2 separate regions of the Homo sapiens genome follow, and region 1 is linked to region 2. A link is a contact called in ENCODE Hi-C or POLR2A ChIA-PET data. All regions are on one chromosome and are shown on one strand. Each heading gives the region's core, a stretch centred on a gene start or an enhancer-like site at or near the end of the contact. The rest is flanking DNA. Distances are from core to core; before and after follow the strand shown.

Region 1 (6,689 bases), core at 3,340-5,839, 63 kb after region 2:
ACGGGTCAGCAGGGCAGTGCGGGGCCAGAGCAGAGTGGAAAGTGGACCAAAAGAGGCACATGGAGAATACCTAGCACAACTGCCTATGTACCCTCCCTAAACTAACTGCCAGAGGAAGCACTTCAGCCAAATGAAAAAATAAGTGAGAAGTTAGCTGGGAAACAAGGAAGGCATAATATGCTAAACATGGCAACAAGGGAAAAACCAGTAAAATTTATTGTTATGTATATGTAATTATTGATATTGTTACTGTGGAAAGATTCTTAACTAAATTCTCATAAAAAGATATATGCTTATTATAATAATTAATACAGAAAGTACTGAAAAAGTTTTTTCAACTGCCCCAAATGCAGCTACCCCCAACAATTATCTTCAACATTTGTCGGTTATCATTCTAGACACTTTCTATGCAAATCCATAGAGAAGCCTAGATATAAATAATTTTATGATGTAGACTGTGAAGAATTTCATATTAGGGATGCACTAAAGCTTAGCTGTGGACTTAGTATTTGGCTCAAATCTGCTATTCAACTATGACTTTGGCTCTAGCCCTTACAAGGTTAAATAGCCAAATACCTTCTTTGGTATCATTTGTGACATCCCTGAACCTGTGTGTGATCCATGATCACGACTGTGTTGATTTTTGTCATATCTGATCAACATAACAATATCAGTAAATGAACCAAGCCATGTTACGTGAATTTATTGTTAATATCTGAATATTCACCTTCACATATAGGTAACCATTCAAGATACAGGTTCATGAAAATGTCCTTTGCTTTATATGCCAAAATTCTATTAGTCATTTGAGGTATACATGTATATTTAATATTTCATGAGTAAAACGTTATAATAATTAATGATTATTTGAAAGCTGCTAATCGTGTGCACAAAAACAATAAGAACTTTCAAATAAATATGGAAATAGATTGGAAGTTAATGCAATTTTAATGAGAAAGTGTGCTAACTAGGTATCTTTAGAAGAACTTTATATTGTTTTAAGGTCAAGAGATGTTTATAGGCTGGGCGTGGTGGCTCACGCCTGTAGTCCCAGCACTTTGGGAGGCTGAGGCGGGCGGATCACGAGGTCAGGAGTTCGAGAGCAGTCTGGCCAACATGGTGAAACCCCGTCTCTACTAAAAATACCAAAAATTAGCGGGGCGTGGTAGCGCACGCCTGTAATCTCAGCTACTCGGGAAGCTGAGGCAGGAGAATCACTTGAACCTGGGAGGCAGAGGTTGCAGTGAGCCAAGATCATGCCACTGCATTCCAGCCTGGGCGACAGAGCGAGACTCCATCTAAAAAAAAAAAAGAGAGATGTTTATGACAATTTAAGTAATACAAGCCAGAATACTAGTGATTATATCATAAAATTGTCGGCATAATAGTATTCATAATATGAATCAAAATAATCCTTGGTTTTTTTTTTTTTTTTTTTTTTGAGCCAGAGTCTCCATCTGTCACCCAGGCTGAAGTGCAGTGGTGTGATGTAGGCTCATTGCAACCTCTGCCTCCTAGATTCGAGTGATTCTCATGCCTCAGCCTCCCGAGTAGACGGGATTACAGTTGAGCACCACCACGCCAGGCTAATTTTTGTATTTTTAGTAGAGACGGGGTTTCACCATGTTGCCCAGGCTGGTCTCGAACTTGTGGTCTCAAGTGATCCCCTGCCTTGGCCTCCCAAATTGCTGTAATTACAGGCATGAGCCACTGCTCCCAGCCTAAAATAATCCTTAATAGCTGTATTACTTCTGTTTATTTATTATACATTAGAAGAAATAAAAATACATGCCACAAGCAAAGAAGATATTTATAACATATATAATCAGCAAACAGTGTCTAGTATGTGCAGATAATGCCTATAAAATAGTAAGAAATATAGAAGTAATTCAATAGAAAAATTAGCAAATTTCCTTCAGAAAAAGAAACATGAATGGGCAATAAATGGATGGAAAATACTCAACTTTATTAATAATCAGGGAAATGTAGTTAAGTCTAGAATAAGATATCATTTACATCCATTCAATTGGCAAAAACTAAGAAGTATGGGCTGGGCACTGTGGCTCACACCTATAATCCCAGCACTTTGGGAGACCGAGGTGGGAAAATCACTTGAACTTAGAAGTTCCAGGCCAGCCTGGGCAATACAGTGAGACCCCCGTCTCTACAAAAAAATTTTTAAAAATAGCTAGGCATAGTGGTATGAACCTGTGTTCTCAGCTACTTGGGAGACTGAGGTGGGAGGATTGCTTGAGCTGGGAGGTCAAGGCTGCGGTGAGCCATGATTGCACCACTGTACACCAGCCTGGACAACAGAGTGAGACCTTTCCTCAAAAGAAACAAACAAAAACCCTCCCCCCAAAAAAAACAACAAAAAAATTAAGGGGTATGATAATACTTTCCTTTTTTTTTTTTTTTTTTAAGAGATGGGGTCTTGATATGTTGCCTAGGCTGGTCTTGAACTCCTGGGCTCAAGCAATCCTCCCACCTCAGCCTCCCAGAGTGCTGGGATTTCAGGAAAGAGCCACCATGCCTGGCCAACTTTCTAAAGAGAATATTGGTCAGTGAGATCTCTTATACATTAATGGTTGGTGTATAAATTGAATATCCACTCTGGAAAAACAATTTGTCATTATCTTGTGTTATTGAACAATCACATACCCAGATATTCGACTCTTGGATATATACCCAGGAGAAATTCTTGCACAGGTACATCAGAAGACATCTGACAGGAGTGTAGCCAGTAGCGCTATATGTAAGAGCACAAATAAAAGAACCATTCAAATGCCTGGTGACTACAGAGTGGATAGACTGTAGTGTACTCACACATGGAATATGACACAGCAGTAAAAATGAATGATACTCCTATCCATGCCACAACATGGATAATCTTAGTAACATAATTTTGAGCAATAAAGCAAGTCTTGAAGAGCACTCTTTTTATAAAGATCAAAAACAAGCAAAACAAAACAATATTTCATTTAGGCATCTATATAGATGACGTTCTCAAATAGTGGTTACCTCTCGGAGGAGGTATGGGTAGAACTAAGTGATCGATAACATTTAACTCTTGGGATGAGTGTTGAGCTCATTTTTTATTATATTATTTTTAAAAACAAACAATATATAATGTCTAATCCTCTAACGCTATTAGAATCTTCATTGCCTTCAAACTCAACTGGGTCAAGAAGTCCCCTTCTAGGTCAGACTCCCACTCCCTTGAGTGATGGTTGCTGCAACCATTTCTGGTGTGAATCATTTTATTGATCAAAGTTCTTGGCTTTGCAGACAACAGGATCTGCAATACTCTGTTTAAACAGAAAGGGATGTATCACAAGGTATTAGGTACTAGATAAAGCTGAATTTTGAGACAATGTATTGTGGTTGATGTAGCATCTTGGGCGATACTGGTTATGAGTGACATAAGGAAGGCTCTTAGGTCAGGTTCCCGAGAACAGAGTCTGACATGAATATTCTTGTTCCAGTGATTTATGAGAGGAGTCCTCTCAGAAGAAGAGGTGGGAGAGAAACAGGATAGGACAGAGGAAGAAAGCTAAGCAAGTGTGTGGATACTGTCTTCAGCCTGGACCCACAGGGAGCACTGGAGCATAAATTATACCACAGAATTTGTTTCTGTTTGAGGCTGGTGGGATGTCCCTTTGTACCCCAGAGAGGGTGCAGAACTTCCTGAAGGAGTTGACTGCATTTGGTTGAGAATATGTGATTATTTAGAGAAGGAGCAGCTCACTGTCACAGCAACTGGGGCAGGGTGCACTGACCAGGGCAGAGCACCAACAGTGAGCCAATGCCACCCTGACCTCATGGGGGAAGGGTGGGGATAACCTGGGGCCAGATCAGAATTAGGTGGGGGTGGGACAGAGCAGGACAGGAGAGGCTGGGAGGAGCAGAACCGAGAGGGTCTGTGTTTCCTGTGTACCCTGGAAGCACAAGCCTGGGTTCTCTGAGCCTCAGGCAGCACTGACCTTTCTTCCCCATCTGGGCATGAGAAGGACAGGAGAAGCCCTTTCCTCAGCACTTTTTTTTTCTTTCTCTTTTTGAGACAGAGTTTGCTTTGTCACCCAGGCTGGAGTGCAGTGGTGTGATCTCGGCTCACTATAATCTCCGCCCCCTGGGTTCAAGCAATTCTCCTGCCTCAGCCTCCTGAGTAGCTAGGATTACAGGTGCATGTCACCATGCCTGGGTAATTTTTGCGTTTTTGGCAGAGATGGGGTCTCACCATGTTGTTTAGGCTGTCTCAAACTCCTGACCTCAAGTGATATGCCCACCTCTCAAAGTGCTGGGATTACAGGTGTGAGCCACTGCGCCCAGCCCCTTTCATCAGCGTCTCATTCCAGTTTCTGGGTCCTGAGCACTTCACCTTGAGGCCCCTCTTTACGGGAAAAGTCTCACTGAGGTGAGGACATACCAGCCAGGAGTGGGGTGAGCAGGAGAGCTCCTGGGGCAGGGCCCTCCAGTTACTATGTAGCCCCCACCACCTCCCTGTTACTGGGGCAGAGAGAACCAAGCTTCTCTGTCAGCAGCCTCCTCCCTTCCCCTGCCCTTCGGCCTTGGCCTTGATCTCAAGCTAATGTGTTATCTGATTCATTAGGTGGTGGGCAGTTTTTCCCAAGCTGCCTGCCTCAGTCTGGACTGGAACATTCTGGCCTCACAGGAGGGCTGGCCCCTGCCCTCACAGGAAGCTTTAACCCTTGCTCTGCTAGCATGATTCTCCAGGGTCACAGGCTGGGGTTATGTTTTCTCCAGAGTGGCACCAAACGGAAGCTTGTGGAGAGTTTAGACACTCAACACACTTCCTCATTCTCCCCCAAGCTAGGCAGAAAATGCCTAATCTGAGTAAAAATAGTTTGTCCCCTGGCCCATCCCCTGTTGTAACACAATTGTGACCCTGTGCCCTTTTACATAGAATTTCTGGGGTCACCACTGGTGACATCACTAGCTGAGTGGCCTTAGAATCCTTACCTCTGCTTTCTGCATTTATTCCCCTCCCCCAGCCACATGCCTCCTCTCAGGGGTCAGGGCCTGACCCCCTCCCCTCACAGAAATGTGTATTTTATTTTAATGATCACTCATGTGGAGAGGTAAAAGTCTGCAAACTGAGGCAGGTCTGGGTGGGAGACATTTCAGGACAGGGTCTTCCAGTCCTCACATCCTACCAGGAGATGGATAGGACACTCCCTGGCAGGATAGGGGTGGGGGTTCAGCATGGGAGGAGGGCTTTCCTGGGCAGGAGGCCTTGGCCAGAGGGGTCCACCCCAGTCTAGCTGGCTTTCCTTCTCCCCTTATGTGTTAGTCTGTTCTTGCTTTGCTATGAAGAAATACCTGAGGCTGGGTAACTAATAAAGAAAAGAGGTTTATTTTGGCTTATGGTTCTGCAGGCTGTCAGGAAGCATCTGCTTCTGGGGAGGCCTCAGGGAGCTTACAACTGCCATGGAAGGCGGAGGGGAGCCAGTGTGTTACATGGCGAGAGAGAGAGAGAGAGAGAGAGAGAGAGAGAGAGAGAGAGAGAAGACAGGAGGAGCCACACTCTTTTAAACAAGCAGATCTCTAGTAATTCAGCGAGAAATCACTCATTATTGCAAGGACAGCACGAAGCCATTCATGAGGGATCCGCCTCCGGGACCTAAACACCTCCCACTAGGCCCCACCTCCAACACTGGGGATCACATTTCAACTGAGATTTGGAGGGGATGAACACCTACACCATATCACCCTAGTCCTAACTTTGGGGGATGCTGAGGGAAAGACGGAGTCTGTTTTTTAACCCTCGCTGCTTTGGTGGGAAAGTACCCTGTGTTCTGGGTCAGGATGCCATGTTCCAATCCAAAAGGTGCCAACTTCCTCTTTCTCTTTTCCCTGCTCTTGTCCAACCTTAGCATCTGCTCCTGCCCCAGCGTCGGCGATGCATGTCTCTGTGGCCGCTGTGCTCGGTGGGTGTCTTTTGCCTCCAGTAGCCCATGGGTAGGGGAGGGCGGAATCTGGACGCCACACCCTCAGCCCGTCCCTTCTGTGCTCTGCATTCCCCCCACCTTTGACCCTCTGGTTTTATTGATTCATCCTTCTTTCTTGCATTTTAGTCTCTAAGTCAATTAGTTCTTGTCTGTAGCCTATAAACATGATAAAGCCTCCATTATTTTAAAAAGTCCCCAAATCTCCCTCTACCAAACCTCCTTTTTAATTTTTTAAGTGATTTTTTAAATTTGTATGCATTTATGGGGCACAAGTGTAATTTTGTTACATTGATATTTTGTATAGTGGTGAAGTCAGGGCTTGTGGTGGATCCATCACTGGAGTAACATACATTGAACCCATTAAGTGATTTCTCATCATCCACCCCCCTCCACCCTCTCGCCCTTCCGAATTTCCATTGTCTGTCATTCCACACTCTACTTCCACATGTACACATTATTTAGCTCCCACTTATAAGACAGAACACGTGGTATTTGTTTTTCTGTGTCTGAGGTGTTTCACTTAGGATAATGGCCTCCAGTTCCTCCCATGTTGCAGTAAAAGACATGATTTCGTTATTTTTTATGGCTGAAAATCCATTCTACCCCACATTCTCACCTCTCCCTTTTCCCTTGTCTTTTTTTTTTTTTTTTTTTTTTTTTTGAGACAGGGTCTTGCTCTGTTGCCCAGGCTGGAGTGCAGGGGCATGATCACACTGTAGC
Region 2 (6,928 bases), core at 3,788-6,287:
GGTGGGAATCCCAGCATCATCTGGATGTCCTGGAAGTAGTTCCGGTGCCCTGGAGAGATGGGGGGTCAGCAGACCCGCAGGACAGAGTGGGCGGGCCAAGGGCCGGGTCGCGGGAGGCCGGAGGCTCGAGTGCTCACCGTAGATGTACATGATGGCCACACACATGATGCAGGAGATGACCACCAAGGAGAAGCTGGCCGCATAGTTGTCCATCAGCAGCAGCCAATAGATGCCTGCCTGGGGAACAGCGGGCAGCTGTGGGAGGCGCCTGCAGCCCGGGCTCCCCAACCCTTCCCTGCACGTCCTGGCAACTCTGGGCCAGCCCTTCCCTTACGCAGCTCTTACCTGGCTGGTGAGGGGGATGCCCAGCAGGAAGCCAGCCACAGCCACGCCCAAGGTCACATAGGTCTTTTTCTGCAGGATCCACTCATTCCCCACCTCATCCACAATGGCTGTGACCAGCGTCTCCAGGAGGCAGAACTGCAGGATGTGGCTGTCAGATCGGAGACCTGCCCCTTGTTCCTGTCCCCTCCCTTCCCCAAGCCTCCGGTCCACGTCCTGCACCTCGTACCTGAGTGCCCAGCCCCAGCAGGATAAGCATGAAGAAGAAGAGCAGAGACCACAGCGGGGAGATGGGAAGTAGTGTGAGGGCCTCGGGGTAAGCCACGAAGGCCAGGCCAGGGCCGTGGTCTGCCACACGGGACACATCCACGCCCAGGTGATTGGCCATGAAGCCGAGGATGGAGAAGATGACGAAGCCAGCATAGACGCTGGTGGCACAGTTGGTGATGCTGATGATGACACTGTCCCTGATGGGGAGGAAAACAGAGTTCAGCTTCCCTCTCCCCAATTTGGGCCAAGAGGAGACATGGAGACACGGAAAGTTCTAGGTACAAAGGCACCCCCAACTCTTTTTTTTTGGAGTGGGAGACAGGGTCTCACTCTGTTGTCCAGGATGGAGTGCAATGGCGCTATCACAGCTAACTGTAGCCTTGACCTCTTGGTCTCAAGCAATCCTCCCACCTCAGCCTCCTAAGTAGCTGGGACTACAGGTGTGTGCCACCACACCCAGCTAATTTTCTTTTTTATGTTTTATAAAGAAAGATGGGGTCTCACTATGCTGCCCAGGCTTGTCTTGAATTCCTGGGCTCAAGTGATCCTCCCGCCTTGGCCTCTCAAAGTGCTGGGATTACGGCGTGAAGCACTGAGCCTGGCCCCCAACTCCTTTTCTGGTCTGTTCTGGGCATTTTTAAGGAGCCTGAGCTGCCTGAGTCCTCACAGACCCCTGGGACATCACTGTCCCTATCTCTCTTCTCTCTCCTGCCTAAACCTCTCTCCTCATTCTCCAACAACTTTATCCAGAACCAGTATTCCCAGAACCTCAAGATCATGAGGGGAAAGGAGGCCTCGTGGGCCCATGGCTGCACTGGAGCTGAGATCAGGCTGCAGAGAGTGCAGGAAGGGGGCAGCCTCAGCCCAGCAGGGAGCACTCACCGGTAACAGTTATTGTGGAACTTGTTGTAGGAAGCCATGGTGATGAGGCCTCCCCACGCGCAGCCCAGTGAGTAGAAGATCTGGGAGGCAGCATCACCCCACACCTGCAGGGAAGGACCGGTGGGTGAGGAGCTGTGGGCAGAGGCAGGCACCTCCCTGGCCCCTCCCCAGCCCCCTTCCGGTTTCCCTCACTTCCCACCTTGGCCTCCAGGATCTTGTCCCACTGCGGGGTTAGGTAGTACATGATGCCGTCAAAGGCTCCCTCCAGGGTCACTCCGCGGACAAACAGAATGGTCAGCACCACGTAGGGGAACGTGGCCGTGAAGTACACCACCTGGCACAAGAGGGCTCCATGGACTCTTCTGGGCTCTCCCCTCCCCTGGGCACCACCACCCTGGCTCCCTAATCACCACCAGCCCCCTGGTCCCTCTCCGGCTCCGGAGTCCCTTCAGCATCCCCTCCCTGCAATACACACATAACCCAGGTAGGGGGCAGGGTCTTTCTGGGTGGGCACAGACCCTGCTGGGGAGGGGTACTTGCTTTCCCTGAAGACTTGACCCCTCGGATGAGGCAGAGGAAGACGACCAACCAGGAGACACCGAGGCAGCCAAGGAGGGGCAGCCGCACCTCCCCAAAGTTCCCAATGTCATCTGACAGCTTCAGCACGTACAGCCTGGGAAGGGGAGACTCTGTCACTGAGGGCCAGCCGCCGCTGCCCAGCAACAAATTCCCAAGGCCCAGGGCCCACCCGGGCTGTACCCTCCTTTGTCATGAGGTCCCAGCAGCCACCTTGTGTGACATGGGAGCTACTTCAGGGGCCCAGCCCTGGCCGGCCCAGTCCCCTCCACCTGCTGCAGCCCCTGGGGAGCCCAACACAGTCCACTGCTCTGCAGCCTTTCCCAGGCCCTTCAAGGGCTCCTGGAGGCCACACCCCAGGCTTGGGTGGTCTTCCTAGTTCCTGGGCGAGGAGATCTCCTTGTCCCCAGTTGGGCTCAGCCCAGGTCCTTGTTTGCACACTTCTCCCTTCAGGAATGCCTTTTCCTCATTCTGTCAGGTGTCACCTCCTCCAGGAAGCCACCAGTGAGCATTTCACGTGCACCAATTAGCTCTATCTCTGATAAATTGAGGGAAGCAGTGGAATGCTCAGTAAAGATTGGACCCTGGCTGGGTGTGGTGGCTCACACCTGTAATCCCAGCACTTTGGGAGGCCGTGGTGGGTGGATCACCTGAAGTCAGGAGTTCAAGACCAGCCTGGCCAATATGGTGAAACCCCGTCTCTACAAAAATTAGCCGGCCATGATGGCGGGTGCCTGTAATCCCAGCTACTCGGGAGGCTGAGGCAGGAGAACTGCTTGAACCCAGGAGGTGGAGGTTGCAGGGAGTGGAGATTGTGCCACTGCACTCTAGCCTGGGCAACAAAGCAAAAGTCCAATCTCAAAAAAAAAAAAAAAAAAAAAAAAGATTGGACCCAAATTTCTCCCCTCTGGGTGGCTCCATCTGGCACCCTATGTCATACCAGCTGTGATCTTTTGATCAATCAGACATTTACGTGCCCGGGCCTGTGCTAAGTGCTGGGCATACAGGCCTGCAGGGGCATCTCCCCAGCCCTCAGGGAAGAGGGCAAAGAACAACTGCTCTACCTCCAGCACCAGCATTCAAAGTAAAGAAACCATTTCTTGTTTGAAGGATTTTTTTTTTTTTTGACACAGTCTTGCTCTGTCACCCAGGCTGGAGTGCATTCGTGCGATCTGGGCTCACTGCAACCTCCGTCTCCCAGGTTCAAGCGATTCTCCTGCCTCAGCCTCCCGAGTAGCTGGGATTACAGGTATGCACCAATACGCTGGGCTAATTTTTGTATTTTTAGGAGAGATGGGGATTTCACCATGTTGGCCAGGCTGGTCTCAAACTCCTGACCTCAGGTGACCCACCTGCCTCAGCCTCCCAAAGTGCTGGGATTACAGGCGTGAGCCACCACGCCTGGCCTGAAGGATTTTTTAATACTTTGTCTAACCATATATGCTAAACAGGTAGTGTTTTATATTATTATTATTGAGACAGGGTCTTGCTCTATAGCCCAGGCTGGAGTGCAATGGCACAATCATGGCTCACTGCAGCCTCGACCTCCCAGTCTCAATCGATCCTCCCACCTCAGCCTCCCGAGTAGATGGGACTACATGTGTGCACCACCATGCCCAACTAATTTTTGTATTTTTTGTAGAGATATGGTATCGCCATATTGCCCAGGCTGGTCTCGAATGCCTGGGCTCAAGCAATCCTCCTGCCTCAGCCTCCCAAAGTGCTGGGATTACAGGCATGAGCCACCGCACCTGGCCTATATTATTTTTGACTGCAAGAATATAGCGTTACAGTGTTAGGGACTGAAGAGTTTAAAAGGCTAGCCTGGAAACCAAATGATGAATTCTAGCTTTATTTTTAGGGCATCATATTCTGTTTTTTGTTTGGTTTTGGTTTTGGACCACATGCTTTTGAGATCAAACAGCCTAAGGACATTTGGAACCCAACGTATTTACAAGTGACCTCTTGACACATGACATCTCCAGAATTACTCTGCGTTGCTTTAAAAATGTCTCCACATGACAAATCTTATTTCCCCGGCCAGGTGGTGAGTGCCTTGAGAACAGGACCCTCAGGAACAGGTCCCACAGGGGCTGTGGTTGTGCTGCCTGAGCTCCTATCAGCAGTCTTAGTGATTTAGGCTGCATTATCTCATTTTGTCTTTAAAACCAGGTAGGTATCACGACTGCCCAATTTCATGGACAAATGACTGTGAACGACCTCCCAAGGCCACAGCTAATATGCGACAGAGCCAGGATTTGGGAGGAGTCTGTGTGACTCCAGAGCTGCCATGAAGACCCTGGGGGACAGGAGCTGGGCCCCACAGGGACCGCAGAGGTGAGAAGGCCTGGTCACGAGTTTAGGACCCAGTAGCAGGTATCAGACCAGCACAGGGGACTGGAAGGCAAGATTGTGAAGAGGGTGGCGAGGGAGGGGAGGACCCTGAGTGAGAAGGGTGAGTGGGTGAGAGGCAGACATGGGCTCAGAAATCTGCCGTTTGAGCTTCTCTCGCTTTAGAGTCTCTTCATCTTACTTTTGATTAGCTTCCCTCATTTGTAAAATGGTGATTTTTAAAATCCCTACACAAGCTACCTAACAGGGTTTTTGTGGCACTCCAGTGAGATCGCGCAGCTGTCCAAAGGGTCATTGGAGAGTGTGGACTAAACACCTGCACAGCCACCCCCACCTAATTCACCCCGGCACACCCAGCAACAGCAGCACCAGACGGGCGCAACACACACAGATTCTGATACAGCGACTGCTGCCTAGCTCCTTAACCTCTAAACGGCAGTTTCTGAGTCTGAAAATATGGATACTAATATCTACTTAGATAACATGCCTGGCACCTAGTAGGTGCTCAACAATAAGGGTGCTTCCTTTCCTCCCTTGCTGAAGCCAGCCTGGGTTGCTCTCTTCAGGGCCATTTCCCTGGATCTCCAGGAGAGGGCAGCAGGGAGCCGTGCTGCCGGGAAGGTATCCCGCATGGGACAGTGGCCAGTTAGGCAGGCCTGGCTCCAGCCCGCGCTGGGGAGTAGAGTGCAGCGGCTCCACCAGCCAGATTTCTTTGAAGGCTCTTCCCCTCTGATTTTACTGGATAAAATCTCTAGAGCTTTGCCCTGGGTGGGCCCAGGGCTGGGAATCTCTGGCAGTCAGTCCCTGGGACAACCACCACTGGAGCATCTGGGGGTGGGGTTGCACAAGGCTTTGTGTTTCTGGGAGCTTCCAGAAAGGTTCATCACCCCAGACTAGATCAAGTTGACCAGTCCACATCATGCCTCAAATGTAATAAAACGCCTCACTCAGCAATATCTGCTCGTTCTCCCATCGGACGGCAGCTCCGTGAGGACAATGTCTGCCTCCCTGCCCTCTCTCCCCTCTGAGAACAGTACCTGGTACCTAGTAGGTGCTCAAGAAATCAGCTGGGTGTGGTGGCTCATGCCTGTAACCCCAGCACTTTGGGAGGCCGAGGTGGGTGGATCACCTGAGGTCAGGAGTTCGAGACCAGCCCGGCCAACATGTTGAAACCCTGTCTCTACTAAAAATACAAAAACAAGCCAGGCGTGGTGGCGGGTGCTTGTAATCCCAGCTACTAGGGAGGCTGAGGCAGGAGAATCGCTTACCCCGGGAGGCAGAGGTTGCAGTGAGCTGAGATCGTGCCACTGCACTCCAGCCTGGGCAACAGAGCGAGATTCTGTCTCAAAAAAAAAAAAAAAAAAAAAAAAGAAATCATCTGTCCATTCAGTTCCAGGTGTATTTTTTAAAAAGAAAATAAATGTTAGGATGTTAAAAATTAAAAAATGAAAGACAAATGAAATGACCTGTCTGGTAACTGAGTGCCTGAGTCTGCCCATGCCCCTCTGGGGGACAGCAACTGTGTTCTCTATGCTCTGGGTCCTTGAGAATAGTGGCCCTGTCTTACCTGTCTTTGAGTGTCTACAGCCCAGCCCAGAGGTTGGCACAGGGAAGCTGAGTCCTTCAGGGTCAGAGTACTTGGACCTGGGTTTAGAGGCCCTGTGGTGACTTGCGGTATCCTCAGACCCTTGTACATTTCAGCCATGGCTTTCCATCACATGTGGAGAAAAGCCTCAAACCCTTAGCCTGGCATGGGAGGCCCTGTGTTATATGATGCCTGCTGGCCTCTTCTGTCTTGTCACTCAGCGTCCCACCTGCTCCCAACCCCAGCTCCAGTTTGCCTCCTTCTGGCCTCTGCTCACCTGCTCATGTGGTTCCCAATCTCTCTACTTTCCTCTCTCCCTTCTCTGGGAAGCTCTGACTGCCTGGTCTTGCCCCATCCCCTTAGCACCAAGCACTACCTCTTTGTGTCTCTGTGACACCCCTGCACATACCTGGACCGAGGCACTTGCCCTACTGTGATTAGCAATCTGTCTCCCCACTGCCCTGTGAGCTCCTCAGGACAGGGGCTCTGGGCTGTTCATACCTACCATGGGGACACAGGGCCTGGCAGAGCAGAGGCGTGAATGTTGTGGAATAAATGGTGGAGGCCTGCCAGCATGCCCCCAAAGCCCTCTGCCCAGGGGTTCCCCAGCAAGACACAGGGAATTTCCAACTGGTGGGTGGAGGGCACAGCAGGATGGCCTGAGACTCTGGTCTCTGTCGCCTCTGAACAAAATGTGCCAGGATGTCTTGATCACGGCACCCCCGGCTCAGAGACCTTCCATGGCGTCTTTTGTTCTGCATCATCAAGTCTAAGCCTAATCCTGGCAAGTTCTTTATGAAGGCAGTGCCACTTCCTAGGCCACCTGAAGCCCATGCATTCTCCCCACACCTGTTACTCTCATCAGAGTAGGCTCCCTTCAGCTTTGGGGCCAGCCTCTGCTCATCTGGGACAGAGCCTTTG

What was found. Hi-C counts contacts between places; a loop is a spot of excess contacts on that map. ChIA-PET counts read pairs that join two places held with the same protein, here RNA polymerase II (POLR2A). Pooled maps may share reads with other maps.
Region 1: a pooled map shows a loop between it and region 2 (2.0-fold over the local background). The contact joins two enhancer-like sites. A Hi-C loop is called at or near these places in 1 of 168 maps with a recorded cell type or tissue (endothelial cell of hepatic sinusoid) and 1 of 50 pooled maps. POLR2A ChIA-PET finds 5 or more read pairs at or near these places in 6 of 52 experiments (BJ, H1, PC-3 and 3 more).

What each region holds. Positions count from the first base shown.
Region 1 is chr1:44,063,987-44,070,675 of GRCh38, forward strand. LOC124904169 (a long non-coding RNA gene) reads right to left here. Exons shown (of 3, transcript XR_007066056.1): 2 at 2,662-2,749. It also overlaps a transcript of KLF17 not described here. Among named protein-coding and RNA genes, the nearest start is that of SLC6A9, 36 kb to the left of the region's middle. RefSeq lists enhancers at 3,419-3,498, 3,699-3,748, 3,969-4,058. Within about 2 kb of position 4,590, at least 9 of the 41 ENCODE cell types and tissues checked have a DNase peak (open chromatin) inside an H3K27ac peak, as active enhancers do.
Region 2 is chr1:44,000,819-44,007,746 of GRCh38, forward strand. It overlaps SLC6A9 (solute carrier family 6 member 9), which reads right to left. Exons shown (of 14, transcript NM_001024845.3): 6 at 2,035-2,167; 7 at 1,694-1,828; 8 at 1,495-1,598; 9 at 572-809; 10 at 346-480; 11 at 138-237; 12 at 1-49. Among named protein-coding and RNA genes, the nearest start is that of CCDC24, 13 kb to the left of the region's middle. RefSeq lists silencers at 4,866-5,072, 4,899-4,958. Within about 2 kb of position 5,038, at least 2 of the 41 ENCODE cell types and tissues checked have a DNase peak (open chromatin) inside an H3K27ac peak, as active enhancers do.